2 separate regions of the Homo sapiens genome follow, and region 2 is linked to region 1. The links are chromatin loops, found by intact Hi-C in ENCODE. Cell type or tissue: heart right ventricle. All regions are shown on one strand. Each heading gives the region's core, and the rest is flanking DNA. Links, peaks and the distances in the headings are about the cores only.

What was found. Peaks named below come from ENCODE experiments on the same cell type or tissue, not always from the same donor. Only the 100,000 strongest peaks of a DNase experiment are listed, where the experiment ranks them.
Region 2: a loop joins it to region 1, with 2.2 times the contacts of the local background. A loop is called at or near these places in 1 of 110 quality-filtered maps.

The regions. Positions count from the first base shown.
Region 1 is chr4:14,707,969-14,724,618 of GRCh38, forward strand. The region is part of intron 2 of LINC00504 (long intergenic non-protein coding RNA 504); the gene reads right to left. Among named protein-coding and RNA genes, the nearest start is that of LINC00504, 170 kb to the right of the region's middle. In heart right ventricle, for the core only: no CTCF peak of the experiment used is centred there; no DNase peak of the experiment used is centred there.
Region 2 is chr4:14,456,929-14,473,578 of GRCh38, forward strand. LINC00504 (long intergenic non-protein coding RNA 504) reads right to left here. Exons shown (of 7, transcript NR_126435.1): 7 at 13,537-16,650. Among named protein-coding and RNA genes, the nearest start is that of LINC01085, 350 kb to the left of the region's middle. In heart right ventricle, for the core only: no CTCF peak of the experiment used is centred there; no DNase peak of the experiment used is centred there; H3K27ac peaks cover 294 bases.

The sequences.
Region 1 (16,650 bases), core at 5,611-8,110:
AGTAGGAGCAATCTGCTTACCAGGCAATCCTTCTGGAAACCTTGCAGGCTACAAGTCCCAAGACAGCCCTGTAGGCACAAGTCCTAGAGCGACTCACAACATCTGGTCGACTCCACATAAGGTTCAGAGTTCCCCAGGGGGCATCTCAACCAGTTAGCATAGCCAGACCCGGAGACAGGGGCTCCAAAACTCAGTCATCTCTGATGCTGGGAAGACCAGGACCTCCTGTTTCCCAGATCAAAAGACAGTATTGTTAACAGTCCGATCTTCTAACCAGGTGGACGAAGTTGAGCCGAGAGAAGCAGAGAAGAACAATGAAAAGACCGTCTCATCAGCTTTCACATTCCCAGAGACCAGACTGGACCCCTGCCCTCTATATTAGATGAACTATTTTAGTGTCCTTCCACACAAAACTTGCCTATTTTGATTAAGCAAATTCAAGACAGATACCTGTGTCTAAAATCAAAAGAATTTTTAAGAATGTACCAATGAACAATTTCATTCTTGTTATTTATCCTGGGACTGGCTTCCATAAAAAATTCATAGAGCAGAAGCTAATCGACTTGAAAGTTAGAACACTGGGAACAGTTTCCCATCTGCCCCTTATGAATTTCATGACTGTCAGGAAGTTATTTCATCTTTCTTGCTCAGTTTATTCACCCCATTTAAAATTGCAAACACACACATTCCAGAAGTCCCTACCTTCCTTCCCCACTTGATTTTCCCCATAATAATTTTTATTTCTAATATATTAACTTATTTTTAATAATATTTTATTTTATTATTTTATTTATTTTATTTCTAATATTTTTGGATATAAATTTCTAATTATTTTATTTCTAATATTTTAACTTATTTATTCATTTTGTTAATTGTTCCCCCCCTATATGCAAGTTCCATATAGATGCTTCTGAATCTCCCTGGTCCAGAATAGAATATAATACATAAGAATTCAATAGATATTTCTGGCAGTTGTTGTTGAATATATTATGTGATTTGATTATACCGTATCAGTGGTTGCCCTCTTGAGATCCTATGAACTCTGTGAGTTCATGAAGATAGTATTAGACAAGCCTCAGGCTAATTTGAATATGACTGAAAGCATAATGGAGATAACACATTTTAACCATCACTATGTTCCTCCAGCTAACATATCTAACATCTTATTACACAAGAGAATTTAATGCTTCTTAAAATTGCGTTTATTATTACTTTTCACTATTTTCATTAATTATCTATGTCTTTTGTTAATAAAAAATGATAATGTTATTAGTTTGACCAAAAGTCATAACAAGAGACAATGGAAGAAAGAGCTACAAAATAAATCTTTGGCGTGTGACAATTCTCAAGTTAATCTTCTCAAGCCATATTTTGTTACCTTAAAAATAAGTGTGGTATAAGATAGCACATATAAATAGCCTAACATGTACTTAATAAATACTAGCTCCTTTTTTTCTTTCACATGGTAGAGAAATAACTCTTTTCCAATCCTAGAATCCAGGATTCTTTGTTGTTGGAGCTGCACAAGCTGAGATGTGTAAGTGCAGTTTAAGACCAGAATTTCAAAAGATCATATTGTCCACTTAAGAGCTCTTTTAAAAAGTATAATAATAATAAAATAAAAAAAGTTCAACAAATAAATAAGGCTTAACAAATCTCTATTAAGCTATCATGAGTTCAATTCTTATTGAACTTATCGAACACTGCAAAATTGGCTCAGAAAAGACAGCAACATAGGTGAGAATAGTGCTTATATCTCTGATTCTCAGGAAAAGTAACCAGTGTGGGGCAATTCATTGAGTGGTTTATTTCTAGTTGCATAAGGAGAGACTGGGCAAAAGTGACAGACTGAGATAAAGTTTGAGAAGAAACAGAAAGAGGACACTGGAAGACAGAGTGACAGGGCAGGTAGATGACAAAAGCTAATTCCTTCCTTATGCTGAGGAGCCCCGTATCTGCATTAGCATTTGAGCAATAGAGGAATTAAACAAGCATATTCCCTCTTTCCCCCATTGGTTGCTAAGTGACACCCAGAAAAGAGGTCAGAAGAACACAACTTAAAATGGGAATCTTTTTAATTTCTCAACATTTCTCATGCTTCTTGAAAGTAGGAAGCTTTCACGGTTACCTTTGTCAAGAATCCCTGAGGCTATGCACGGGACATTAAACACAATAATAATAACTAGGAGCAATTCCTCTATGCCCAGATGTTACCTTAGATACTTTGCACATATTACCTTGTTTAGTTTTACCCTTCAAAAATTCCACAGTTTTCTAAATATTATTAGTTCCACTTTTAGGATGAGGAAGCTGAGCTTCAGAACAGCTAAGAGGTTTGATTAATCAAAGATAGGACAGGTTACATTAAATCAACAAACAGCCGCCAAATCTAAATGGTATTTTTTTACACAAAGTTCTTTCTGATTTGAATCCAAGGCACTCTCCAGAATAACTTTCCTCCATGTGGTGAGTTGAGACTCCAAGCTGATCACCATTTTGAATCTGCAATCTTAATGTGAGACCTCTTCAACAGCTATTTTGGCAGGAGAAGGAAAACAAGTGGAAGATCTCATACTGACAAATGCTTCAGCCCAGAAGTGGTAGGTGTCACTTCTGTTTACAGCCAATGGGCAGCAAAAAGCCCTCACTCAACTGTGATTACCCACAAGAGAAGAATTAGATATCAGTAAGTCCTAACAGAGGCTTCCCCAAGGCAACATAGGGAAAAGACAGAGTAGTAAAGACCCTATTTCAAGTGTTTTGATTCCAAATTCCTAGTTTATTGTTTTGTCAGCCAATTAAATAGGAAATTCCAAATGTATAAAAGAAAGATTCTCAAATATTGACAACATTTTAGAAACTGTACATGCTTAGGGAAGATTTAGGGCAAGTAAGAAGTTTCTTGCCACCTTAAATTATACTCTACTGTCAACCAAAAACAGATGTTTCTGGAACTACAGATGCTTCTGGAAGAGCCAAAAGGGAGAAGTCTATCACTCCTCAGTAATGCCATCATGGTCAGCTCAACACCACCCCAAATAAACAATCTAATGGTAAACATTACTAGTGTTAGTATTAGTATAGCCTGTATCTATTGAGCAATTGTGTCATAGCAAATGGTTTTGAAAATTCTTTTCACATATTGATTCATTTCATCCTTACAAGAGCCCAATGAATTAAGCATCACTATCAGCCTCGTTCTCATGTGAGAATAAAGGATGCAAGGATCAAGGGGTCAGGTAACCTAAGTTCAACCTGTAAGCCTGCTACACAAATACAGTTGAAGAAGCAGTCTCCGTCTTTGCCTTTTTACCAGATTGCTCTTTTTGGGTTCCTTGTGTATCCAGTTCTAGAGCTACCTCCATGCACAGTCATCTCTGGGTAGGACAAGTCAACACACCAAGTCTCAATAAGTCAGAGAAAGCAACTGGCCAGGTCCAGAGAGGTAGAAACTGAAGTTTAAAGCTTTGGCTAAATACCAGACACTCGGGTTACACAAACCAGCTCTCAGGACAACCCAGTGGAAAAAAGAACAGGAAGAAAAGAGCAAACATTTATGGAAACTTGTTAAACTAGCGAAGTGGGAGAGCTCAGCACTCTGTAGAGGATTCGGAACTCCAATGATACAATCCCAGCAGGTTCCTCCTTTTTACTTTTTATTAGCAGCACTGGTTGAGGCTCACTGTCAGCTGCAATAGGGCTTGTCTTCCCAGAGCATTCTCCTTCTCTGAACAGTTTTTTTTAATGGAAGAAAAAGCAAGAAAAAAATTTTTAAAAATTTGCTTAAAGAATTTACAAGTAAATTCTCCAAATATGAGAGCTTTTGAGTGATGAATAAGGACAAGTTATGAATCTTCTGTAGCCAGAACACTGAATTAGGAGCTTTAAGAATGTATGAGAAGGGACTCAGTATCTCAGCTTTCAATGTCCAGTAGTGTTAGGATTGAAAACAGCACTGGACTTAGATTTAAAAGATCAGATTTTTGGTTTGCTACCCATGGCACCACAAACAAATCAGTTAACCTCTGTGAGACTCATTACATTGTCTATTAATAGTGAAATATGCATCTCTTATCTCCTAGAATACATGGCATACATAAGAAACACAAAGATTTCATAATACCCCAGACCCTTTCTCTTACTTAACAGCCTCTGAAAGTGTGTCTCCTTCTCTTTTGAATGTCCTGTCCCATCCAGTCACCCTTCATATGGCTAATTGTATGAAAACACATATGATCCTGTATTGCAATGCCATTTTACGTGCCTGTTTCCCAACTCTGCTGTGAACTCCTTCACAACAGAGGATGGTGTCTGCTGTGAACTCCTTCACAGCAGAGGATGGTGTCTTGCTATGCATCATTGAATGACCAGCAAACATAGGGGTTGTGCTGAAAACGCACAGTGGGGACTTGTAATTCCAGAAATACTATGAACAAAACATCATAACACTGAAAATGCTGACTACAATATACACAAACTTCTCATTAAATTCATCAATGGACTGACAAAGAAGGAAAAATATGTAAAGGTCAAAACCTAAATGCACAAGGGTAACCCAGAAGGTTGAGCATAGCACTGAAGTCAGCTCGCATCCAGGGTTTGTTTACTGAGCTCCAGTGGTCTTGAGCACTAGTTAACAAGGAGACAATCCCCAAGGCTCACCCAAAGTAGGAAATCTGATAGGAGATTTCCCAAAGAGCTATGACTTTAATTTAAGACTGAACATAAAATGAATCTACCATCAAAATGATTACAAAAGGATGATCCTGTCACAAACTTTTACACCGTGTGGAAGACAAAAAGCTCTCTGAACATTCTTAATCATAAGTTGGCCTCCAATCAGGTTTATTGTTCCAAATCTCCATAGCTGGGTGAAAATTCCTATCTGAAGATTTGGTTTAGAGTATTCTCAAATTAGTGGAACAAATCTCCCCTGAAGGAATCAGGTCCAAATGAGGCCTCAAGTAATTCTTCAGATGAGGAATAAGAGGATAGAGCTCACTATCACCTCTTCCATTCAATATTTGTTGGGGGTCCCAACAAAATAAAATGGAATAAAAGTGATGAATAAAAACATTTCTAGAAAAAAAGAAAAATATTATTATTTATAGACTATATGATTATCCACACACAAAAAAACAAAATCAACAGATTAACCATTAGGCTCAATAGATATATTATCAGAAGTTCTTGATAAAATATGAAATATGAACAAACAGAAAATAGACTTTAAAAGAGAAACCATTTATACAATTAAGTATTTATGTCTGTTAGACGTAAATCTAACAGAAATGGGAAAGAGCTTTATGGAAAATATAAAACTTTATATTGAAAGTTATATATTGAAAAACATTAAAGAAGGACAAAATTTTAGAGAAGAGATATGTACATGGATAGGAAGACTCAATATTTATGACACTTCTTTCCAAATTTATTTATAAACCTATAAAGTCAATATAACTCTAAGAAATTTTAACAGGTTATTTTTAAGGAACTTGGCAAAATGACTTGAACATTTTATATGAAATAGCAACGCTCCAAGGACAGCCAAAACACTCCTGAGGAAGAACAGTTTGGGGTTTTATCTTTCACAATACCAGGCATTATTAGATGAGGGTAATTAAAGAAGGCTGGTGTTGGTGACAGAAAAATAAGTACAGAAGAAGGAAAAAGGTGGACAAAAACAGGACCACACATATATGGAAACCCGATTTATGACAGCCAGCACTGCAGATCAGTGGCAAAAGATGACCATTCAGCAAATAATCTTAGAGCAATTGGTTACTTATATGGACCAAAATAAAAATTAACCCCATCTCACACCACACATAAAATCAATTTCAGCTGGTTTAAATATTTAAATATGAAAATAAAAAATATAAAACTTCTAAAATATAATACAGGAGAATACCAGAATATCTTGATGACATCTGGGGAAGGAAGGGTTTATAAACAAGAAATAGACAGTATAAATCTTGAGAAAATGAATGATGTACTTTGTCAATGTTAAGAACATCTATGCATCCAAAGGCATAGTACAGAAACTGAAGTGACAAGTCACCAACCAAGAGAAGGTGTTTGGGAATATATCATGATGAAATTAGTATCCAGACTGTATATACATGTATATACAATTTATATTAATTGATAAAGACAAACAATTTAATAAAATAAAATGGGAATGTCCTAAATAAGCATCTCACAAAATTAGAAACTGTAATGACAAGTTTTAAAATATTCTTCACCTCTCTAGTAATCAAACTAATGCAAACTAAAACCACAAGGGGGGACAATTTTTTATCCAATAGATAGGCAAATATTAAAGACTAAGAATAACAAGTGTTGACAAGGATGTGAGGCAGACATTACCATGATAGACATGAGCTGGGATTGTAAATGGGCATAGCTACTTTGTGTAACAAGGCTACGGCATTATCTAGTTAGGTTGGAAATGTTCACATCCTGCAGCCCATCAGTTTCATTCTCTGATATCTACGCTGCAGAGAATTTTGCCCATGTATACCATCAATTTATATAATAATGTTACTAGAAGCACTTGTAGTAACACGAAAACAAATTTAAAGGAAGTAACTAAAATGCCTATTAAGAGTGAAATGGATAAGTGAATTCCTCCATATCTGTCCTCTTGCATAGTACTGAAAGAATTCATTACAGTTATGTGAACAACATGGATACATTTCAGAATACCACATTGAGCAAACAAAGCAAATAGCATAAGATCAATAGCAATGTGATTACATTAATATAAATGTCAAAAGCATGAGAACCCCCCCCAAAATTTATTGTTAACAAATGCAAACATAAATGGTATAACCATAAAGAAAGGCAAGGAAAGGCTCATCACAAAATTAAGAGTTGTGGTTGCCTCTGAAAGGAGAAGATGAGTGCTTTCATATGGTCGTCTTCACAGTATGGTGAGTGGATGGTTTATTTTGCTGTCATGTTATATAATGTATGCATTTTTCCAAACACCTCATGTTCTCACTCATAGGTGGGAATTGAACAATGAGAACACTTGGACACAGGAAGGGGAACATCACACACCCGGGCCTGTCATGGGGTGGGGGGAGGGGGAAGGGATAGCATTAGGAGATATACCTAATGTAAATGACGAATTAATGGGTGCAGCACACCAACATGGCACATGTATACATATGTAACAAACCTGCACGTTGTGCACATGTATCCTAGAACTTAAAGTATAATAAAAATAATAATGTATGCATTTTTATAATTAATATTAATATATATTTACTACATAATTATAATTAACAAGTTTTTTGATATTTAATATAAAAATTTAATGACACATTGGATAATGAATAAATTAATTACATACCTCCTTACATTGGAAATAATTAACTTATGAATTTCCCTTTACTAAGTATTTTGCTAATGCTACTAATAACTAATAATTACCAAACCATTGTTATGTAGCTGGAAATGAGTAACCAGTATTTATACATTATTTCTTTTAATCTTCTCAAACCTGTTTATATCTATGCCCGTTATATAAATGAGAAGACTATATGAGAAATTAAGTAAATTACCAAGGTTTCATAGGTATTGAAGCGGCCCTTGTTGGCGCCCTTGAGCTCACCAAGCTTTAGTTTTCAGTGTCTCATGCAACATTTAGATGCTTGGTACATGGTCAGTGGTCAATGTATTGGGAGCATAGTTTCTACTGCCAAGAAGCTTAAATAACCTCACTCAATGACCTCCTGAGATGAGGCTTGAGAAGGTGACCCCTGCAAGTTGCTGATAATTAGTGAAAATCAATAAGAAGGATGTTAACCATCTTGGGCACTATAAATAAGTCAACTCCAGGTGGGGAAGCAAAAAAACAAAACAAAAAAAAACAAACAAAAAAAAAACCAGAAACGTGTGGGTTTGTTTTGTTTTCTAAGAAGATTATTATTTAAAAACATACAAGACTGCCATTATGGGGAGGAGCAGAGGGAACCAGCAGGTATGGAGCAGTCCTTATGCATGACAGTCACTTTCTCTGTACTCTCTCATTTCATTTTCATACCCATCCTGCCATGGTATATTTTATTTCTTTCATAGGTAAGAAAACTGGGGCTCAGGCATTATTTCTGACTTACCCAAGCATGCCCATCTAGTAAGGAAGAGATCTGCATTTGAATCCAGGTCTGTCTTTCTCCAAAGCTGTCTTTACTCTGCCAGATCAAATCAAGAAAGAAACATCTTTGAGCCTCTGCTAGGTATCGGTCCCTCTGGTGGATACAGCATGGAGGGTGTGTGACATCTCATCCATATCAGCTTTGGTGTCAAATAAACTACATTCTGGAAATTTGATGCTTGATCTTTATACTTTTTATTTAGAAACTTATAATAATTAATAATAATAAGAAGAAAACCAATCTTACAAGATTGTCATAGTGAATCCAAAATAATATTAATTATAAAATTCTTGACAGCTAATAGGTGTTTATACAGGTTTGTGCTCTTACTCTTCCTACCTTTCTCTAGGTAGGAAATTAGTGAGCTGGGCTTCGATTTTCCACAGTAGCTGAGAGGGCTTTATGAACTGACTCCCCTCCTCTGGGGCTTCGTGTTCTCATCAGCACAAAGGGCAGTAGACCAGATGTCATTAGGAAGGACCAAGCCCCAAGGGCCACGGTGAATCAGGCTTCAAAAATGAGATGGCAAATATCCTCCATCATTCTATGAAGCAGTGTGAACAGAGAGCAGGGAAATGAATCTCATTCTATTCTTTTCTGAAACAACAGGAATACGAACCCTCACCACCCACCTCGCTGGGATCTGGGAAGGATTAATGAGACATAATATGCAGTGCTCCACTGAGAGCTATTACCATCTTATAGGGGGAAAATTCCCATTGTTGCCTGCAAACAAGACTGACAATTTGATGAGGTGTGAATATTTTTAGTGTAACAGTATGTAAACACTGCTTTTTTCATCCAAGTCATCACTGTGCACATACCCTTATGCATTTTTATGAGGCCATTTCTCTGCGGCTGTAAATAGTCTGTGCTTGCCCTTTTCCACGAGCTCGTAGAATGTGCCGACCAGGGGCCAGGCTGAACCTCTAAGCTGATTCCTAGGGCTGTCCACATCCTTTGGGAGAATGTTAATAGGCATATTCACATTTTGTACCAAAGTATATGCCTTCCTGCTGGCCTATACAAATTGCATCATGCAAGGACAGGGGCAAAAAAGGCCTCTGTTGGAGAAGGTTCAGCTATTTCATAGTGATAAATATGGAACGGCAACGTGATTACCAAAGCAGAAAAGCAGAAAAAAAGGCAGGATTCCTGATGCTAATTTCTGTTCCTGTCACACTTGCTTAGAAAGTCAGAAAAAAGCCTAAGTCTTCAAACCAATACCTTTTCAATAAAGAATTCCACCATTCATTCAAGAAGCATTAACTGGGCACTAGGTACTAGAGGCTGAGCCACGCACTAGGATATAAAAGTTAATACGACTTAGTTCTACCCTCCTGTGATTATATTTTAGTGAAGGAATTGACAAATAAATGACGACAATTCAGTGAAAAGTGTGCAATGCACAGATTTTCTTCCATCTTATCCCCCGTCCATCTAACCCCTAAAGCATCACCTTCCTCACAATACCCGATAAAGAGATGGTTTGTCTCATGTCTTTCCTGGAGGGATGTCCTTGGCAATTGTTTTTGCACGTTTGTTGTTGTTTTTGGTATTTTGTTTCGTTTTGTTTTGTTTTTTGAGACAGAGTCTTCCTCTGTCGCCCAGGCTGGAGTGCAGTGGTGCAATCTCAGCTCATTGCAACCTCCACCTCCCGGATTCAAAGGATTATCCTGCCTCAGCCTTCAGAGTAGCTGAGATTACAGGTGGACACCACCACACCTGGCTAATTTTTGTATTTTTAGTAGAGACGGAGTTTCACCATTTTGGCTAGACTGGTCTCGAACTCCTGACCTCAAGGGATCTGCCCACCTCAGCCTCCCAAGCTGCTGGAATTACAGAAGTGAGCCACCGTGCCCAGCCTGTTTCTGCATTTTGATATCTCTTTCCCAACCCTCTCTCTGCTGCTGGTTACATCTTAAATTCTAGGGCCATTACTGTCTGAGACCCTATTACTACACTGCCTGATAGGCCTGGGCAGTGGGGTGAATGAGGGGCAGGGCAGGGTTTTCTCTTTTGCCTCAACACTGCATTCCTTATGAAAGCACATTGCAAGGTGGTAACACATATCTCATACCACTGAGGGTGGCATGCATGGTGAGGTCAGAGTATATAAATCCATGCACTAAAAATAACAAATCCTGCCATATCCACCTCCAGAAGATCCCCAATCCAATCATTTCTTTACCCTTCCAGTAAGATCCCCCAATCCCAACAACTCATGATTATTTGTAATTTGGCTAAACCAATAGTTTCCTATTTCTCACACTCTACTCTTTTCCCCCACTCCCAAAATCAATTTCCCCTCAACAACCAGAACAACTTTTAAAATTATAAATTAGATCATATTCTGTATTATATAGGCCCTCCAATTCTTCTGTAACACTTAAAATCCAGAATCTTCACAATGGTCTTTAAGACCTGGTTCCTGCTGGTCTTTTCCAAACTCTCTCTTACTTCTCTCCCCCTTACTCTATGGATCCAAACTACATGGCCCTCTTTCTGTGCCCTAAAGATGTTCAGCTTGGAGGAAGAGCTCCCGCCTGTAGCTCCCAGCAAGACCAACGCAGAAGGCAGATGATTTCTGCATTTCCAACTTAGGTACCCAGTTCATCTCATTGGGGCTGGTTAGACAGTGGGTGTAGCGCAGGGAGGGCTAGCAGGAGGGTGGGGCATCAACTCATCTGGGAAGCACAGGGAGTCAGGGAACTGCCTCCCCTAACCAAGGGAAGTCATGAGGGACCTTGCTATGAAGGATGGTGCTATCTGGCCCAGATACTATGCTTTTCCTACGGTCTTCACAACCCACAACCCAGGAGATTCCCTCAGGTACCTACACCACAAGGGCCCTGAGTTTCAAGCACAAAACTGGGCAGCCGTTTGGGCAGACACCAAGCTAGCTGCAGGAGATATTTTTTTCCTATCCCAGTGGTGCCTGGAATGCCAGTGAGACAGAATCATTCACTCCCCTGGAAAGGAGGCTGAAGCCAGGGAGTCAAGTAGTCTTGCTCAGCGGAGCCCAACCCACAGAGCCCAGCAAGCTAAGATCCACTGGCTTGAAATTCTTGCTGCCAGCACAGCAGTCAGAAGTCAACCTGGGACACAGGAACTTGGTGGAGGGAGGAGAGTCAGCCATTACTGAGGCTTGAGTAAGTCGTTTTCCCCTCACAGTGTAAACAAAGCCTCCAGGAAGTTCAGACTGGGTGGAGTCCACCGCAGCACCATGAAGCCACTGTAGCCAGACTGCCTCCCTAGATTCCTCCTCTCTGGGCCAGGGATATCTGAAAGAAAGGCAGCAGCCCCAGTCAGAGGCTTATAGATAATGCTCCCATCTCCCTGGGACAGAGCACCTGGGAGAAGGGGCAGCTGTGGGTGCAGCTTCAGCAGACTTAAACATTCCTGCCTGCTGGCTCTGAAGAGAGGAGCAGATCTCCCAGCACAGTGGTCAAGCTCTGCTAAGTGGACCCCCAGCAAACTCCAGCAGACCTGTAGAAGAGGGGCTTGACTGTTAGAAGGAAAACTAACAAACAGAAAGGAATAGCATCAACATCAACAAAAAGGACAACCACACAAAAACTCCATCAGAAGGTCACTAACAGCAAAGACCACAGATAGATAAATCCATGAAGTTAAGGAAAAACCAGCACAAAAAGGCTAAAAATTCCAAAAACCAGAATGCCTCTTCTCCTCCAAAGGATCACAACTCCTCAACAGCAAGGGAACAAAACTGGACAGAGAATGAGTTTGATGAATTGACAGAAGCAAGCTTCAGAAGGTGGGTAATAACAAACTTCTCTGAGCTAAAGGATCATCTTCTAACCCATGGCAAGGAAGCTAAGAACCTTGATAAATGCTTACAGGAATTGCTAACTAGAATAATCAGTTTAGAGAAGAACATAAGTGACCTGACAGAGCTGAAAAATACAGCACGAGAATTTTGTGAAGCATACGCAAGTATAAATAGCCGAATTGATTAAGCAGAAGAAAGGATATCAGAGATTGAAGATCAACTGAATGAAATAAAGCATGTAGGCAAGATTAGGGAAAAAGAATGAAAAGGAACAAACAGAGACTCCAAGAAATATGGGATTATGTGAAAAGACCAAACCTACATTTGATTGGTGTACCTGAAAATGATGGGGAGAATGGAACCAAGTTGGAAAACACACTTCAGGATATTGTCCAGAGAACTTCCCCAATATAGCAAGACAGGCAAACATTCGAATTCAGGAAATACAGAGAACACCACAAAGATACTCCTCAAGAAGAACGACCCCAAGACACATGATTGTCAGATTCACCAAGGTTGAAATGAAGGAAAAATATTAAGGACAGCCAGACAGAAAGGTCAGCTTACCCACAAAGGGAAGCCCATCAGACTAACAGCAGATCTGTCTGCAGAAACCCTACAAGCCAGAAAAGAGCATGGGCCAATATTCAACATTCTTAAAGAAAAGAATTTTCAGTCAAGAATTTCATATCCAGCCAAACTAAGCTTCATAAGTGCAGGAGAAATAAAATATTTTACAAACAATAAAATGCTGAGAGATTTTGTCACCACCAGGCCGGCCTTACACGAGCTCCTGAAGGAAGCACTAAACATGGAAAGGAAAAACCAGTGCCAGCCACTTAAAAACAAATGAAAAAATACAGACCATTGACACTATGAAGAAACTGCAACAACTAATGGGCAAAATAACCAGCTAGCATCATGATGACAGGATCAAATTCACACATAACAATATTAACCTTAAATGTAAATGAGCTAAATGCCCCAATTAAAAGGCACAGACTGGCAAATTGGATAAAGAGTCAAGACCCATCAGTGTGCTGTATTCAGGAGACCCATCTCACCTGCAAAGATACACATGGGCTCAAAATAAAAGGATACAGGAAGATTTACCAAGCAAATGGAAAGAAAGAAAGCAGGGGTTGCAATCCTAGTCTCTAATAAAACAGACTTTAAACCAACAATGATCAAAAAAGACAAAGACGAGCATCACTTAATGGTAAAGGGATCAATGCAACAAGAAGAGCTAATTATCCTAAATATATATGCACCCAATACAGGAGCACCCAGATTCATAAAGCAAGTCCTTAGTGACCTACAAAGAGACTTAGACTCCCACACAATAACAGTGGGAGAATTTAACACCCCACTCTCAATATTAGATCAATGAGACAGAAAATTAACAAGGATATTCAGGACTTGAAATCAGCTCTGGACCAAGTGGGCCTAATAGACATCTGCAGAACTCTGTACCCCAAATCAACAGAATATACATTCTTCTCAGCACCACATAGCACTTATTCTAAAATTGGCCACGTAATTGGAAGTAAAACACTCCTCAGCAATTGCAAAAGATGGAAATCATAACAAACAGTCTCTCAGCCCCCAGTGCACTCAAATTAGAACTCTGGATTAAGAAAATCACTCAAAGCCGAACAACTACATGGAAGCTGAACAACCTGCTCCTGCAAGACTACCAGGTAAATAACGAAATTAGGGAAGAAATAAATAAGTTCTTTGAAATCAATGAGAACAAAGACACAACATACCAGAATCTCTGGGAAACAGCTAAAGCAGTGTTTAGAGGGAAATGTATAGCACTAAATGCCCACAGGAAAAAGCAGGAAAGATCTAAAATCAACACCCTAACATCACAATTAGAAGAACTAGAGAAGCAAGAGCAAACAGATTCAAAAGCTAACAGAAGACAAAAAATAACTAGGATCAGAGCAACTGAAGGACATAGAGACACGAAAACCATTCAAAAAATCAATGAATCCAGGAGCTAGTTTTTTGAAAAAATTAACAAAATAGATCGACTGCTAGCCAGACTAATAAAGAATAGAATAATCAAATAAACACAATAAAAAATGATAAAGGGGAGATCACCACTGATCCCACCGAAATACTAACTACCATCAGAGAATACTATAAACACCTCTATGCAAATAAACTAGAAAATCTAGAAGAAATGGATAAATTCCTGGACACAAACACCCTCCCAAGACTAAACCAGGAAGAAGTCAAATCCCTGAATAGACCAATAACGAGTTCTGAATTTGAGGTAGTAATTAACAGCCTACCAACAAAAAAAGCCCAGGACCAGATGGATGAACAGCCGAATTCTACCAGAGGTACAAAGAGGAGCTGGTACCATTTCTTCTGAAACTATTCCAAACAATAGAAAAAGAGGGACTCCTCCCTAACTCATATTATGAGACCAGCATCATTCTGATATCAAAACCTGGCAGAGACAAAACAAAAAAAGAAAGTTTCAGGCCAATATCCGTTGATGATGAACTTCAATGTGAAAATCCTCAATAAAATACTGCCAAACCAATTCCAGCAGCATATTAAAAAGCTTATCTACCACAATCAAGTCGGCTTCATCCCTGGGATGCAAGGCTGGTTCAACATATGCAAATCAGTAAATGTAATCCATCACATAAACAGAACCAATGACAAAAACCACATGATTATCTCAATAGATACAGAAAAGGTCTTTGATAAAATTCAACACCTCTTCATGCTAAAAACTCTCAATAAACTAGGTATCAATGGAACATATCTCAAAATAATCAGAGCTATTTATGACAAATCCATAGCCAATATCATACTGAATGGGCAAAAGCTGGAAGCATTCCCTTTGAAAACCAGCACAAGACAAGGATGCCATCTCTCACCACTCCTATTCAACATAGTATTGGAAGTTCTGGCCAGGGCAATCAGGCAAGAGAAAGAAATAAAGGGTATTCTGTTTGCAGATGGCATGATTGTATATTTAGAAAACCCCATCATCTCAGCCAAAAATCTCCTTAAGCTGATAAGCAACTTCAGCAAAGTCTCAGGATACAAGATCAATGTGCAAAAATCACAAGCATTCCTATACACCAATAATAGACAAACAGAGAGCCAAATCATGAGTGAACTCCCATTCACAATTCCTGCAAAGAGAATAAAATACCTAGGAATACAACTTACAAGGGACATGAAGGACTTCTTCAAGAACAACAAACCTCTGCTCAAGGAAATAAGAGAGGACACAAACAAATGGAAAAACATTCCATGCTCATGGATAGGAAGAATCAATATCATGAAAATGGCCATACTGTTCATAGTAATTTATAGATTAATCACTATTCCCACGAAGCAACCACAAAGATTCTTCACAGAATTAGAAAAAACCACTTTAAATTTCATATGGAACCAAAAAAAAAGCCCGTATAGCCAAGACAATCCTAAGCAAAAAGAACAAAGTTGGAGGCATAACACTGCCTGACTTCAAACTATACTACAAGGCCACAGTAACCAAAACAGCATGGTACTGGTACCAAAACAGATCTATAGACCAATGGAACAGAACAGAGTCCTCAGAAATAACACCATAAATCTACAACCATCTGATCTATGACAAACGTGACAAAAACAAGCAATGGGGAAAGGATTCCCTATTTAATAAATGTTGTTGGGAAAACCGGTTAGCCATATGCCAAAAACTGAAACTGGACCCCTTCCTTACACCTTATACAAAAATTAATTAAAGATGGATTAAGGATTGAAATGTAAGACCTAAAACCATAAAAACCCTAGAAGAAAACCTATGCAATACCATTCAGGACATAGGCATGGGCAAAGACTTCAGGACTAAAACACAAAAAGCAATTGTAACAAAGCCAAAATTGACAAATGAAATCTAATTCAACTAAAGAACTTCTGCACAGCAAATGAAATCTAATTCAACTAAAGAACTTCTGCACAGCAAAATAAACTATCACCCAAGTGAACAGGCAACCTACAGAATGGGAGAAAATTTTTGCAATCTACCCATCTGACAAAGGGCTAATATTCAGAATCTACAAGGAATTTAAATTTACAAGGAAAACACAAACAACCCCATCAAAAAGTGGACAAAGGATATGAGCAGACACTTCTCAAAAGAAGACATTTATGCAGCCAACAAACATGAAAAAAATGCTCATCATCACTGGTCATTAGAGAAATGTGAATGAAAATCACAATGACATACCATCTCATGCCAGTTAGAATGGTGATCATTAAAATGTCAGGAAACAACAGATGCTGGAGAGGATGTGTAGAAATAGGAACACTTTTATACTGTTGGTGGGAGTGTTGTGGAAGACAATGTGGTGATTCCTCAAGGATCTAGAACTAGAAATACCATTTGACCCAGCAATCCCATTACTGGGTATATAACCAAAGGATTATAAATCATTCTACTATAAAGACACATGCACACTTATGTTTATTGCAGCGCTATTCACAACAGCAAGGACTTGGAAACAACTCAAATGCCCATCAATGTTAGACTGGATAAAGAAAATGTGGCACATATACACCCTGGAATACTATGCAGCCACAAAAAATAATGAGTTTATGTCCTTTTCAGGGACATGGATGAAGCTGGAAATCATCATTCTCAGCAGACTAACACAGGAACAGAAAACCAAACAC
Region 2 (16,650 bases), core at 6,715-9,214, 250 kb before region 1:
GCATTTTACTCATTTTTGAAAGTTGGTGTCTACCCAGAACCAGCATTTGTCAAATGACACACCGTATATCTTGTCTTGGGTTCCATCCCATCCCTGATTGGCTGAAAATCACTTTCCCTTTGTGGATCAAAAGCAGGTCATCTTCTCATCTCATAGCCCAGTGAACAGAAACTAAAGAATTTTCACTTAGAAGGTCTTCTTAGATAATGTGTAATCTTCTTCTACCCTACCTCTCTTCTTATCATAGAATATACCACTGCTGGCCACATGCAAATCCCTATCCCAATCTCTAAATTAGTTGTTTCTCATTTTGCATTTTCTGAATTTGGAGGCACCAATTGGAGAACACGATAAGAAGCCAAGAAAAAGTGACAATAACTCAGTTTTCTATTACAAAACAAATTGTACCTTTGAAATCTAGGAAAAGGTGACAAAAAGTCTTCCTAGCTATTTTAAGGGGCCTGTTATAAAACAATTTTTTCTGCCTGATTTCTGAATCAGTGGATGATTGGCATAGAATCCAGGCATATTGAGATTAAAATTCACTTCATTAATAATAAAATTGGTGGAGAACTTGGATTAAGATCTGCAGCCAAGTGGAATTACTGTTATTGTACCCTGAACTAGATGGACCTACCTTCTCATGTGGAGTAAGACAAGCTCAGGCCTTCACCTGGTGGTACTGTCTGTATGACCTAAGCCTGAAGGAGGAAGAGAGCATGTGTTTCCTACACGGAGGAGTGAATAAGGGGTGTCGACAGTATAACACTCCCAGAAACAGGAAAGGAGGATAAGAGCACCCACCCTAACAAATAATTGCTCCCTTTCTTTTCAGCTGGAACCACTAGAGTAGATGGGCCAACAATTGCAGATTAAATTATGTTAAATAGGATAGATGTTTGATTAAACTTTCTCTTAGATTCTGCGATTGGGTTGGTAAACTTTCAAAACTGTTAATTTTTTTTGGTGCCTTGGAGATTTTAATAAGAATTTAGAATGTTTATTATGAGATAAGCTAGCCTAGCCTACTTTTTTTACTTTTTATTCCTGTCTTTTCCAGATTTTCTACAAAGAACATATTTAGAATCAGAAAACAATAGCAATGAATAAGCAATTAACAAATCAATGTTGACTTTAAGAATAAGGCTCACTGTTAAAAAAAGTGCACTGTGCCAGCCGGGTACAGTGGCTCAGGCCTGTAATCCCAGCACTTTGGGAGGCCAAGGCAGGTGGATCATGAGGTCAAGAGATCAGGACCATCCTGGCTAACACGGTGGAACCCCGTCTCTACTAAAAATACAAAAAATTAGCCAGGCGTCGTGGCGGGCGCCTGTAGTCCCAGCTACTCTGGAGGCTAAGGCAGGAGAATGGCATGAACCCAGGAGGCAGAGCTTGCAGTGAGCTGAGATCACACCACTGCACTCCAGCCGGGTGACAGAGCGAGACTCCATCTCAAAACAAACAAAAGAAGTGCATGGTGCCTCCCTGCTCTCTAAATGCTATTTTGCATGCATTAATCTGCTCAGGCTGCTATAACAAAAACACAGGATGGGTGGTATAAACAACAGACATTTATTTTCTTACAGTTCTGGAGGCTAGAGTTCATGGTGGAGGTGCTGTCAAATTTGGTTTCCACTGAGGGCTTGCTTCTGGCCTTATTGGGAACTATGTTCTCACATGACCTTTCCTCTGTAATAGCATAAAGGAAGACAGATCTCTGGTGTCTGTTCCTTTTCTTATAAAGACGCTCAAGCTTAGGTTAGTTAGGGCCACACCTTTATGACTACATTTAACTTTAGTTCCTCTTCAAAGTTTCTATCTCCAAGTACCATCGCACTGGGGGCAAGGGCTTTGGCTTTAACATATGACTTTTGAAGGAACACACTTCAGTTCATAACACTGCAGTTCTAATTTACTATAATTTACCTTGAGATCAGTATGAAGAAAAAGTTTGATCAAGTAAGGATTCTGCCCAGTATTGTGTAAGTGAGCATAAATTACCCCAAACATAATTTGAATTAATGTTTCTCTTGAGTGCATAAATACCATGACCAAAACCCAATTTGTTCAAAGAGTCAGATACATGGTGGAGAAAATCCTGTGTCCTTCACCAGCTCTGCTCTTCAGAGCAAAAGAATCAGGTTGTCTATACCACCAATGACTGGTGACTATCACTATCAAATATGTCACTAACTTGCATTTAAGTTTGACAAGTATTTTTCAATTAGCTAGGGGCAAACAGTTGCTATAGCACACATAAAAATAGATAAGACATCTTAAAGACTTGAAGACATGATATTGTGGAGCTATAACATTTCTGTAATCAATTTTAACAAAAGCAACTATTATATGTGATACAATAAGGAGTACATGAAGTATTTGGGGAGTTTAGGAATGGTAATTAATTGAGCATCTGGTACCATGATGGTAGGCACTCAATATTTGTACACTGACTAAACAAGGAAGGAGTAAATGGATGATTCAAAAGACAGTAGAATGCAATTTTTAGGGACATGGTCTCTGGAGTTTCACACCTATAAACATCATGACTTCTAAGGAAGCTAGACTTCTGCAATCCCCTTGGACAAAATATTATGTGTACAGACAGGTAGAGAAAAGACCCCTTTCCCAACCACCAACCAAGATGGACTTAACACGACGTTTGTTTTTTTTTAAACTTTTACCTTAAGCTCAAGGGTACATGTACAGGTTTATTCCATAGGTGAACTTTTGTCATGGGAGTTTGTTGTACAGATTATTTCATCATCCAGGTATTAAGCCTAGTCCCCATTAGTTATTTTTCCTGTTCCTCTCCCTCCTCCTACCCTCCACCTTTATGATAGGCCCCACAGTGTGTTGTTTCCCTCTATGTGTCCTTATCATTTAGCTCCAAATTACAAGTGAAAATGTGTGGTATTTGGTTTTCTGATCCTGCATTAATTTGCTAAGAATAATGGACTCCAACTCCATCCACATCCCTGCAAAAGACATGATTTCATTCCTTTTTGTGGCTGCATAGTATCCCATGGTGTATATGTATGATATTTTCATTATACAGTCTATCATTGATAGGCATTTAGGTTGATTACATGTCTTTGCTATTGTGAATAGTGCTACAATGAATATATGTGTGCATGTGTCTTTATAATAGAAAGATTTGTATTCCTTTGTATATACACAGTCATGAGATTGCTGGGTCGAATGTTCCATGTTTAGGTCTTTGAGGAATCTCCACACTGTTTTTCACAATGGTTGAACTAATTTACACTCCCAGCAGCAGTATATGAGCATTCCTTTTTCTCCACAACCTTGCCAGCATCTGTTATTTCTTGACTTTTTATTAATAGCCATTCTGACTGGTGTGAGATGGTATCTCATTGTGGTTTTGATTTGCATTTCCCTAATGACCAGTGATGAGCTTTTTTTCATATAATTGTTGGCCACATGTATGTCTTCTTTTGCAAAGTGTCTGTTCATGTCCTTTGCCCACTTTTTAATGGGATTTTTTTAAAAATTGTGAATTTGTTTAAGTTTCTTACAGATGTTGGTATTAGAACTTTCTTGAATGCATAGTTTGCAAAAATTTTCTCCCATTCTATGGGTTGTCTGTTTACTCTCTTGATAGTTTCCTTGGCTGTTCAGAAGCTCTTTAGTTTTATTAGATCTCATTTGTCAATTTTTGCTTTTGTCGTGATTGCTTTTGGCATCTTCATCATCATGAAATCTTTGCCCTTGCCTGTGTCTTCAATGGTAGTTCCTAGGTTGTCTTCCAGGGTTTTTATAGTTTTGGGTTTTACATGTAAGTCTTTAATCCTTCTTGAGTGGATCAGCACTTTCTATCCATGAGCATGGAATATTTTGCCGTTTGTTTGTGTCATCTCTGATTTTTTGAGCAGTGGTTTGTAGTTCTTCTTGTAAAGAGCTGTGACACAATGCCTCTTTGGAGGTGAAAGGGCCAGGGAAGGAATTAATAATTTTGTTTTCAGTTACTGCTGAATGATCCAGAGGAGGTAATGAGAAATTGGTTGGAAATACGTATCTGTAGCTGAGAAGAGAGTTTTAAAGTTGTAGATTAATGTAATAATAAACACATTGAGGGTAGATAATATGGTCAAATGAGAGAGAAGAATGTGGGAGAGAGAGAGAGAATGAACAGACTAATCTGGGAACATCATGAGAATGAACAAATAAAGAAATAAGTAAACTTGACGGAGATTGAGAAGAAATAATTTCAAATGTATAAGGAGAAGTAGACAAAAGCAGTATCATTAATGCCCCACAAAAGGAATAGCTTTTGAAGGAACTTGTAAAACTGGAAAATAGCTGGCTGAGGCAATTGCTAAAGGATGAAAAAACCTACTGAGGAAAAGTTTCTACAGAATGGATGGGGAAAAAAAAGTCTCATACAAGAGTTTAAAACTGTGTCAGGGGAAGCTGAGGCCATAAATTTATAATGCTTTTCTAAAAACTTTGTTAATTAAGGAAAGGAGCAAGAAAGGAACAAATAGCAAATTTATGACGATGAAAATAATTGCACCCGAGTATGTTGAAGCTTGGCTTTCCCATTAAAAAGCCATTTGTATTTTCTGCATTAGTATTTTCTGATACAATTTGTTGGTATTTTCTTTGAGAAAATTGTCACAAGAGTATAATGAAGGGCAAACTATGTACCCAGTCAAAATAATGAAAAATTGATGCTCTATTTGTAGACTCGATGATTCAGTGAATTCGGTACTCATCAACACAATTACCTGCCAGCAGTTTGACAAATCCACAAAAGGCTCATTTCTTAACAGAGATAAGCCCTTTCCTGTTTTTAATGCATTATTTTTAAAATTTTATTTCCACATTTTCTGCTATGGTCCAATAAGGAGAGTTGGTGCATGTATGGCACAGGGTGACTTCTCTTGGTCTCTCTTTTGAACCAAATTATTTTGAACCATAAAGATTAGAGCTCCATTTTATTTTACTTCCATTTTATTTTAGGGATGAACAAAGAAAATGAGTTTTGTTTGATAGAGAGTAAGGAGATAAGAAACAAACAGAAACAGCCACATTGAGGAGGGATATTAGCCATTTTATTGATCTCTTTTTACATGAGTCTTAGTAGATGTAGCAGAACGATAAAATTGCAGAGTGTGCACCAGAATTTGGAACTCAGAAGTGGAATGATTATGGCTACTGTTTACTGAGCATGTACACTGTAACAGGTGTTTTCCACGCATTCCTTGTCACTGAATATTCTCAGCACCACCATTTTCTTCATTTTGTGGTGAAGTTTAAGTAAAATAATCAAGAAATGAAAGTAGTCATAGAAGAATTAGGATTTGAGGTTTCATTTGTAAAAAACTAATGCCTGTTTATTACATCTTGCTTTTTCTCCAGAAAGGAAACACTTTTTAAAGGGTTTATGGATCATTTAAGCATTTTCCAAAACAGTTGTGGAAATAATTTGTGTTGTGTTAACAAATTTTCCAGGGTATTTTTAGGAGGAGCCATGGAAGAGTTTTATAAAAATAAGAAGTTTCATTATAATTTAAAACATACCTTTAAGCCACAAGGAAAATACTTTCTCAGACCCTTAAGAACTATACAGGACCTATTTCTGAATTGAATATAATAGTATTCTATTATTTTTGTTCATTTAGTTTTGTGATTGCCAAACTTTTTAGCATCTTATATTCAGAAATTGAAAATTCTCAGCAAGTTGTATAAAATAATATTTTATTATCACTCTATTGAAAAGTGGGCAGTGTCCTAACTGATGGTGGCTTTCACATATTGGGAATCTTGTTTAGATGGTATACTTGGTTGGCAAAGAAAAATTAATTTCTTAGCACTCCATTCATATTGTAACTTTTTTCTTGAGTCTGTAGTCTAGTCATGATGTTTATTTAATCCAGTAAAATTCTCTGATTACCATAGTGTAGATTCCTGGAGTTACCCATAACTGCATCTGTCTCAGATCCCAACTCCAGCCTCTCAGGGCCACCTGCACCATGATGCCTGATGGATTGCATGGCAAGTGGGTAATAGATATTCAATAAATGTCTCTGAATAGAAGTGAATTGAAACAATGTAATGTTTAAAGAGCCAACTACGTATAAAAATCCATCCAACAAATAGGTGGCCTTGATGTTAATTTCTGGTTCACTATTTAGAAACACTATTTGTTTTACATCTTTGTCTATGATTTCATGTTTTGCAGTTTCCTTTTACATTTTATTTTTTCCTTTTTAAATTTCTTCCTTCCTTCCTTTTTTCATCTCTTCATTTCACCCTTATGTAATGTAAAATCTTCTACCTTTTATTGAACACCCATTCTATTCATGTTTTCTAATTATCATTATATTTTTGAAATACAGGAATTTCCCACCCTCAATGATGAAGGTAACTTGCTTAAAAATTTAAGTAGCTTTGTCAATATCACACAGCTCATGAGAAGCAGAGTCATGCAAATCTTGGTTCAAATTTGTATTTCCATAGATATAAAACAGCATAAAATTTGCTTCTTCCTTATGAGGCTGGCTAAATTGTGAACTCTGCCAATGTGGGCTCTTGAAGCTTCCATGTGACTTCAGGCCATTCTTTCTTTCTTTTTCTATTTAGTTGAGTGACACCGCTAGGCTATAGATTGAAAATTTCCCTCTGGCTCATTAGGTATGAAAAAGTTTAAGAAGAGATCATGGATGTTTTTATTCCCCTTGGCAAAATACATCAATGCAAACATTATCCTGTAGAAATACCAATGACCGGTAGTTAAATAATCAATAGGAATATTGTTTTGTCTTTTCTTCATCATCATTCTTCTATCAGACATTTCTTGGGTTGAACTGGGTTAATTCTGCAGGCCAAGTGGCAGATATGCTGAACTTTAAGTTGCTCTCTAAGTCTCTGGGATAGAAGTGGGCTTCATGAGTAATTATCTAATATTTATTATGAATAATTAATCCAATAAATATTATGCACTATACTTTTTTTTGTTTTGTTTTTTAGACAGAGTCTCGCTCTGTTGCCCAGGTTGGAGTGCAGTGGTCCAATCTCGGCTCACTGCAATCTCCACCTCCTGGGTTCAAGCGATTCTCCAGCCTCAGCCTCCTGAGTATCTGAGACTACAGGCGCACATGACCATGCCCAGCTAATTTTTTTTTTTTTTGGTATAATTATTAGAGACTGGGTTTCACTGCATTAGCCAGGATGGTCTCAGTCTCCTGACCTCATGATTTGCCCACCTCGGCCTCCCCAGGTGCTGGGATTATAGGCATGAGCCACCGCACCCAGCCCTGCACTGTACAATTTTTGTCTTTTTTTCATTTGATGCCACTAACCCTTTATGGAAGAAGATTAAGCTTTGCCAAGTAATATGTAAATGTATATGTAAAATTTCTGATTCCAATGCCCTCAACTATTTCAATGGTTTTATATGCCTCTAAATCTCTGTATTGTATAATATTTTGTTCAAAATTTATTGAGTGGTATTTTCCTAATACAAATCTGATTACTTGAATATATGGTGTCAGAAATAGGGAGTTTCCTAAGATAATATTTCTTTCTGAGATTTTGGCCTAGTGGATGGCAAGGAAAAGGATGTTATAGGGTGGAAAGACAGTAAGCATGTTACATTGTGACTAAACAATTTGTGTTTCTAAGGAAGAAGTGGTAACACACAATGTTAGTTATATGTGCTGGTAGTTATTGACTCTACCAAGGTATGTAAGAGAGAAATTAATTCAGGAAAGAATCAACAGGTTTTCAAGCATAAACGAAAAGGAATGGTTTAGGCATCTCAGACTTTAAATTGGAAGAAAAGCCAACTTCTAGGCTTAAACCGTAGGGAAGGACATTGAAAAAGACTTTGGGAAGCAAAGGCCAATCAGAATCCAGTATTGCAATAGAGATTGGATTAAGGGTATAGCCTTCTCATTCAATCTTGATAGCTTAAAGTTGCCATTAAGCTAAGAGGAAAAGTGAGAGGTGGGGGAATAGAGCTGTGGGTAGAGTAAGAAAGGTAAAGGCACAAAGAAAAACTATGCCCCGGGAAATAATCTAGGTGTGGTTCCCAACATGTGGAGCCAACTGGAAGCCAATAGATCAGAAGCCTAGTAAGGTATCAAAGGAAAAGTGTTTCTGAAGATAATCCTCTTGACTAGTTGAGACCAAAAGAAACTTTTAGACCTTGGTTTATCATCCAAGGGATCCCTCAAGATAACCCATGTCTTTATTCAATGTGTCCAAGAGAGCTTTCAAAAAGGAAGCAGGCAGAGCCAGAGGAAAGAAAGCATTACAGCCTAGGATGCCCCTCTCCCACCTAGAGGTCAGAAGCAGTGCCTAGCTGAGTGAATATCTCACTCCCAGGACAACCAGTCTTCAATGCATGCCCAGCAAGATTCTATAACTGTGACTGACCTCTGTCTTCTGTGGATCTTTCAGTCTTCTGTTATTTGAAGGAAATATTTTACTGCGGTCACCCTAAACCCATTTAATCTTGTATCTGAGCTATATGTGTTAGTGGGTGTGAGCAGTTAACTTATATTTTTAGTTCATACGTTGCTGGATGCAGGGCAGCCACACCCCAGTCTGATGACAAGGACTACGCTTAAATAAAAAAAATCCTTAACTTTAAACTAAACACAGTGACTGAAGGGAATGTTTGATTTTCTTCACTGGGGAAGAGCTGAGTGTATTCTGTAATTAGAGGAAATATGTTTTGGTTGCTCCCATGGTACTCACCGCCTGATAATAACACCCTTGTATAATCTCCTTCCCTGGCAGGTTGGCAGGACCTGTGACTTGATTCTAGGCAACAGACCAATAGTAATCACCAACCACCAATAGCAAAGGTGATGAAATGTTTCTCCTGTGATTATACTAAATGTGAATAGTGATGGGACGTTGCTTTCGTGATTATGTTACATTACATAAAACCGTCTGCTAGCAGACCCACTCTAAAGTCTCTCTCTGTCCATTGCTGGCTTTGAAAAAGCAAGTTTTTGCGAATCCTACAGCCACACGAAATAAATTCTACTACTAGTGTCCTGAGAGAGAACTAGGAAATGCTCCCACAACCCCTCAACTTGAGCTTGCAGACAAAAATCCAGCCGTGGCCCATGCTTGATTGTAGGTTTGTGAGACTCCTAGTGAATGACCCAGCTAATCCTTGGTTGAATTTCTGATCCTCAGAAAATGTGGTTTTAAAGATCTAAGTATGTTTTAATTTATTATGCATTACAGTAGTCTCCCCTTATCTGTGGAGTCTATGTTCCAAGACTCCCAGTGGATGCCTGAAACCATGAATGGTACACCCTATATATTGTTAGCCTTTAATGCCCTTTTTATCTTAACTGAGAACTGCAGCTGTAACTATTGCAGTTTGATGTATGACAGCAAAACTACCATAAATTAATTTTTCCCTCTTCAGAATTTCAGAGTTAGAAGATCTGTTTTTACCTTAGACCTTGACAACTTCAGCATGTGATTTTTTTCTTTCCTTATTAAGACAAGAACTTTCACCTTTTCAATTAAAGAAAGCACTTTACGGCTGCTCTTTGGCATATTACAATTGCCAATATTGCTATTTTTGCACTTTGGGGTCGTTATTAAGTAAAATAAGGTTCACTTGAACACAAGGACTGATACTTCCACAGATGATCTGATAACTGAGGTCGCTGCAAAGACACTAATGGATGGGTAGCAAATACAGCATAAATACGCAGAATAAAGGGATGATTCTCCTCCAACGCAGGTTGGAATGGGACAGTGTGGGCTTTCAGCACATTCATAGGAACGGTGTGCAATTTAAAACTTAGGAATTATTTCTGGGATTTTGCATTTAATATTTTCAGGCTATGGTTGAGCATAGATAACTGAAACCATGGAAAGCAAAACCACAGGTAAGGGAGGACTACTGTAATAGAAGCCTAATACAGATATGCTTGGATATGTGATGACCAGAAGGATACACAGTGAAAAAGATTGTTTGCAGACCACCAGAAATTATTTGGCTCTTTCCCCATGGTTTAGAATCGCTATTAGGAAAATATCACAGTAAGGAACATATTCCCCTACCCTTTTATCAAGGTAGGGCCATATGACCAGCTCTGGTTAATGTATACTGGAATAATATGTACCACTTCTGAGTGAAGGTTTCTATGTGCCCTGCATGCATGACACATCGTCTCTTTCTATTGGATCATATATACTGAAGATAGTCGAAGCCCATGAAGAAAGAGGCTTGGATCCTTAAAAAATTGCATGGGACAGAAGACCTTCCCCTCCCATGTTTTCATCAATGATTTAAGCTGTAAAATGAAAGAAGGATAAACTCGTACTGTGTTAATTCATCAACACTTGGGATTTTTCATAATATAACTTCACCTATTCTGACTAACACCATAAAAGCAAAGTATTTTTATTGTCATTTTATTTTAATAAAGACCATTTCTTGAATTAATTTTATAATATTTAAATGACAAATGTTAGGTATATATACCAGTGCATTTTATTTCTGAAGTGAAACAAAAAGAAAACTAGCATTGCTTCCAACTAAGTTTATGAATACCTCAATGAAACAAATCAATCAAGCAAGTCATTTTTATATCAGTTTTCTAGAACTATATATGCATATTCCAAGATGAGAGTAATATATCCATTGGCTAATCACAATATGCAATTGAAATTGTGTAAAGATCATGGACTTTGACAAGTTAGAGATTTGAACTTAAAGCCTGGTTTCAAAAAGTACAAGGTGTTTGATCTTGGCAAAGTAATTTAACCGGTTTCTCATTTTTGTCATCTTGTAAATGTGCATAGTATTTATAATATAAAACCGTTAGGAAAACGTAGTGATGAAAAATATCAAGCAAGCACAGTTCTTGTCACTTAGTAGGTGGTCAAACACTGCTAGATCTCTTCTCTTTCCCCCTTTATCTTTGTGTATCATAGGATGTCAAACAGATAATGAATAGCATCAATTATAGCTATGACATCTCCAGGACGTTACTAATGAGAGTCATACATCAAAACATTAGGCTTATGTGTTATGCAACTATTTGCTGAAGCTGTTCCTACTTTAATTTTTAAGACAGTAACTTCAGAGCTTTCTAACATAACAAAATCTATATTTACTTTGAAAGCTATGCAGTGCTTTGAGTATAAAAGCAAACTGACAAAACTGTACATTTGGAATCACTACATCTTTACAAAATCCTCCAAAGCCTTTTATGTCCACATATTTCTAACTAAAAAGTAAAAATTCTGTGAAGTTTAGTAACAGCTGTGTGTGTGTGTCCGTGTGTGTGTGCGCGCACACGCACACATGTATGTATTTGGAACTCGAGAACTAAAGAAGGACTGAAGACACGTTTGTGGTGTGGCAACCTTGGAATTTAGTGAACAATATTTTGCTTCTTACTCACTTTCCTTGTACACATCAGAGCCATTCACCTTTATTCTTTTAATTTTGCTCTCTCCTCTTTTCACTACCAGTGTCCCTCCTCTTATCTCACCCATTCTTCAGAACCCAGCTTAGGTTTCTCCTGTGCTAGAAGCCTCTCCTTAAGATTTGTCTCTTCATTAGCTGATTTGGGTCCTATTTGTTTTTATAGCAGAGGTCACAACTGGCCCAGAAAATGGCACTTGGATTCTGAGGATCCAAGTCCATAGCAGAAAATTCCAATGCTACAGGAGATATTGGTGGGGAGAGGTGATCTAAAATATCAAGGGAAGTGTCTACACACACCAGTTCTGGAGGGGTCAAATGTGAGTTTGAACTTGAAATCCCAAGAGATGACACCATAATAGGTGGAGAAACATGCAGTATCTTTATGTAAGGCTAGATGATGAAAAGTTTCCAAGAGGGCAAATTTCCCCAGACTGTTCTACAGAGGATATCTTACCTTTGTGATCATAAGACTTTATTGTTTATATTCATAGATTAATTAGGATGTCAGCCTACAGGGCCTGAAGTACTATGTCTTGGTAGGTAAATAACAGTGTTCTAGATATGGCTTCACAATTTATTAACTGCATTATCTTAGCTATGGTGCTGAACTGCTCCTGAGTCTTGGTTTAATAAAATACAGGAGGTCAAGTAATGCCCATCTCATGGAAGGATTGGAAATTCAATGAGATAATGCATGGAAAAAATGTGTGCAAATTCGAAGCCTGGAGATATACTAAAGAATGTTTTTATCTTTGGATCTGAGTCCATTTGGTGTTCCTATAACAGAACATCTGAGGCTGGATAATTTATAAAGAAAGAGGTTTATTTGGTTCATGATTTTGGTGACTGAAAGTCCAAGAGCATGGCATTAGCATCTGCTTGGCTTCTAGAGACAGCGTTTTTCTGTGTCACAATGTGGTGAACAGGCAGAAAGAAAAGTAGGTGGGAGCAAAGTGGCCAAACATGAGACGCAACCTCAATTTGCAACAACACACTTTCACCAGGACTAATCCATTCCTCAGAAAACTAATCCAATCTCATAAAAAGACAGTAATCTCTCTTTATGACCTAATCATCTCTGTAGAGTATCACCTCCCAACATTGCCACAATGGAAATTAAGATTCCTGCATGAGCTTTGGTGGGGAACACTCAAACCATAGCACTGTGCGATAAAATTGAGCACTCATTGAATGCTATTTATTAACTCCACTATAGACATAAAATACTCATTTTTTAACTTATAGTGAAAGCTTTTTGATGGGAGAAATCCAAATATCATTATTACTAAGTCATGCTTTAAAGTATAGGTCTAAGAGTACATTTGATATTCAACACGTTTATTTAGTGTTCAGTGAATGATTACTCTTCTCTCTGCACAACACTTTCTAATCTTCTGCTTTCTCTTATGTTTTTTATTACAAAAAGAAATTTACATAAATGATCACTTCTCAGAATTAAATTGACAGTGTAAATGACATGATTTATTACTGCCTAAAATATCTGAATTCAAATCCTGGCTTTGCCACTCACACAATTTTTGAGTAAATTGCTTAGCTTCTCTTTATCTCTTTGTTAATTTAAAACTATTCTTTTCTCCATTACTCATCTGTAGAATGGAGGTACGAATAGTTTTCTCAGGGAGTTTTCAAATGGCCAAATGATTTAAGGTATGTGAAATACATAACACAGTGCTTTGCTTAGCACAAAATAGTTGAACAATAAATTCTTCTTCCCCTTATCTCCCTTCTGCCAATGTTGTCTCTTCCCTTGAAGGATGCGAGAGCATGGATGATCTCACTACCTGATTATTGATGGCCTGCTTTCCTGTAACCATCTCTGAATTTAAGGATTATAGATATAGAGGAGGTATGTCACAATGAGACTAGAAGGTTTTCTTTTTAGAGTTAATATATTGTTATAAAAAATAGGCTTGGTTGTCCCTGCTTGATAATTCCCACAGCATCCTCCTAGCTACAGATAAAAGGACTTTCTACTTCATAACAAGAAGAAGGTTGTTTGATGTCATTTGAAAATTTTTAAAGAAGCCTATGGAAGGAAGTCTACAAATAAAATAACAGTGGCTGACTCTCAGGAGTTTCAGAGTGAAACAATACTTTATTTCTGTTCACAGGAAACTTTACCATTCAAATAAATTCACTTTTCATACAGCAACTCCTCAATTTCAGACCGAATGTTGAAAACTGGCCGCACTAAATCAGAAAGAAAACACTTTTGAAATCATCTTTGCAAAAGTACAATTTTGACACAAAAAGAAGAGAATCAAGAAGGTGAACAAAATTAAAATGGAATTCAGTTCAAGGGAGACAAGTTCTCAGGTGGTTAGTTATTTGTGAAACTTGCAAAGTACCAATCAAAGGGGGAGACTATACCCATCAGCACATATTGTTCCATGATAATGCTGATTCACTCTTTCAAACATTTAGAGTCAAGAAATTATAGGGGCCAAGGATCATATTTTATAGAAAAGGGAGGACACAGAATTGATCGTAGCAAGCATATTTATTAGAAGTCTTTCTTCATTCCTCTCTCTTCTTTCAAATCCTCTTTCTTCTTCATGGCCTCTTTCCACACCCCACTGCATCTACAAAGCATTCCCTGACCACTAGGCCTAACCATGTTTCCTTACTCTTTGAAAATCTGTGAAGACAGATTCTCTGCTCTTTTTAGGGCTGTTTCATGTAGTAAAGTATTGGCTCTGGATGTCAGACTCCCTGGATTGAATCCCCAGCACTTGCTAATTGTAAAAAATCTTAGGTGACATTATTTAAATTGTTTTTTTTTTTAGATTCCTATTATTATTATTATTGTTATTATACTTTAAGTTTTAGGGTACATGTGCACAACCTGCAGGTTTGTTACATATGTATACATGTGCCATGTTGGTGTGCTACACCCATTAACTCGTCGTTTAGCATTAGGTATATCTCCTAATGCTATCCCTCGCGCCTCCCCCCACCCCACAACAGTCCCCAGAGTGTGATGTTCCCCTTCCTGTGTCCATGTGTTCTCATTGTTCAATTCCCACCTATGAGTGAGAACATGCGGTGTTTGGTTTTTTGTCCTTTTGCAATAGTTTGTTGAGAATGATGGTTTCCAGCTTCACCCATGTCCCTACAAAGGACATGAACTCATCAATTTTTATGGCTGCATAGTATTCCATGGTGTGTGTGTGCCACATTTTCTTAATCCAGTCTATCATTGTTGGACATTTGGGTTGGTTCCAAGTCTTTGCTATTGTGAATAGTGCCGCAATAAACATACGTGTGCATGTGTCTTTATAGCAGCATGATTTATAATCCTTTGGGTATATACCCAGTAATGGGATGGCTGGGTCAAATGGTATTTCTAGTTCTAGATCCCTGAGGAATCACCACACCAACTTCCACAATGGTTGAACTAGTTTACAGTCCCACCAACAGTGTAAAAGTGTTCCTATTTCTCCACATCCTCTCCAGCACCTGTTGTTTCCTGACTTTTTAATGATTGATTGCCATTCTAACTGGTGTGAGATGGTATCTCATTGTGGTTTTGATTTGCATTTCTCTGATGGCCAGTGATGATGAGCATTTTTTCATGTGTTTTTTGCCTGCATAAATGTCTTCTTTTGAGAAGTGTCTGTTCATATCCTTCACCCACTTTTTGATGGGGTTGTTTGTTTTTTTCTTGTAAATTTGTTTGAGTTCATTGTAGATTCTGGATATTAGCCCTTTGTCAGATGAGTAGGTTGCAAAAATTTTCTCCCATTCTGTAGGTTGCCTGTTCACTCTGATGGTAGTTTCTTTTGCTGTGCAGAAGCTCTTTAATTAGATCCCATTTGTCAATTTTGGCTTTTGTTGCCATTGCTTTTGGTGTTTTAGACATGAAGTGCTTGCCCATGCCTATGTCCTGAATAGTATTGCCTAGGTTTTCTTCTAGGGTATTTACGGTTTTAGGTCTAACATTTAAGTCTTTAATCCATCTTGAATTAATTTTTGTATAAGGTGTAAGGAAGGGATCCAGTTTCAGCTTTCTACATATGGCTAGCCATTTTCCCAGCACCATTTATTAAATAGGGAATCCTTTCCCCATTGCTTGTTTTTGTCAGTTTTGTCAAAGATCAGATAGTTGTAGATATGTGGCATTATTTCTGAGGGCTCTGTTCTGTTCCTTTGATCTATATCTCTGTTTTGGTACCAGTACCATGCTGTTTTTATTACTGTAGCCTTGTGGTATAGTTTGAAGTCAGGTAGCATGATGCCTCCAGCTTTGTTCTTTTGGCTTAGGATTGACTTGGCAATGTGGGCTCTTTTTTGGTTCCATATGAACTTTAAAGTACTTTTTTCCAATTCTGTGAAGAAAGTCATTGATAGCTTGATGGGGATGGCATTGAATTTATAAATTACCTTGGGCAGTATGGCCATTTTCACGATATTGATTCTTCCTGTCCATGAGCATGGACTTTTCTTCCATTTGTTTGTATCCTCTTTTATTTCCTTGAGCAGTGGTTTGTAGTTCTCCTTGAAGAGGTCCTTCACATCCCTTGTAAGTTGGATTCCTAGGTATTTTATTCTCTTTGAAGCAATTGTGAATGAGAGTTCACTCATGATTTGGCTTTCTGTTTGTCTGTTATTGGTGTATAAGAATGCTTGTGATTTTTGCACATTGATTTTGTATCCTGAGACTTTGCTGAAGTTGCTTATCAGCTTAAGGAGATTTTGGGCTGAGGCAATGGGGTTTTCTAGATATACAATCATGTCATCTGCAAACAGGGACAATTTGACTTCCTCTTTTCCTAATTGAATACCCTTTATTTCCTTCTCCTGCCTGATTGCTGTGGCCAGAACTTCCAACACTATGTTGAATAGGAGTGGTGAGACAGGGCATCCATGTGTTGTGCCAGTTTTCAAAGGGAATGCTTTCAGTTTTTGTCCATTCAGTGTGATATTGGCTGTGGGTTTGTCATAGACAGCTCTTATTATTTTGAAATAGGTCCCATCAATACCTAATTTATTGAGAGTTTTTAGCATGAATGGTTGTTGAATTTTTCAAAGGCCTTTTCTGTGTCTATTGAGATAATCATGTGGTTTTTGTCTTTGGTTCTGTTTATATGCTGGATTACGTTTATTGATTTTCGTATGTTGAACCAGCCTTGCATCCCAGGGATGAAGCCCACTTAATCATGGTGGATAAGCTTTTTGATGTGTTGCTG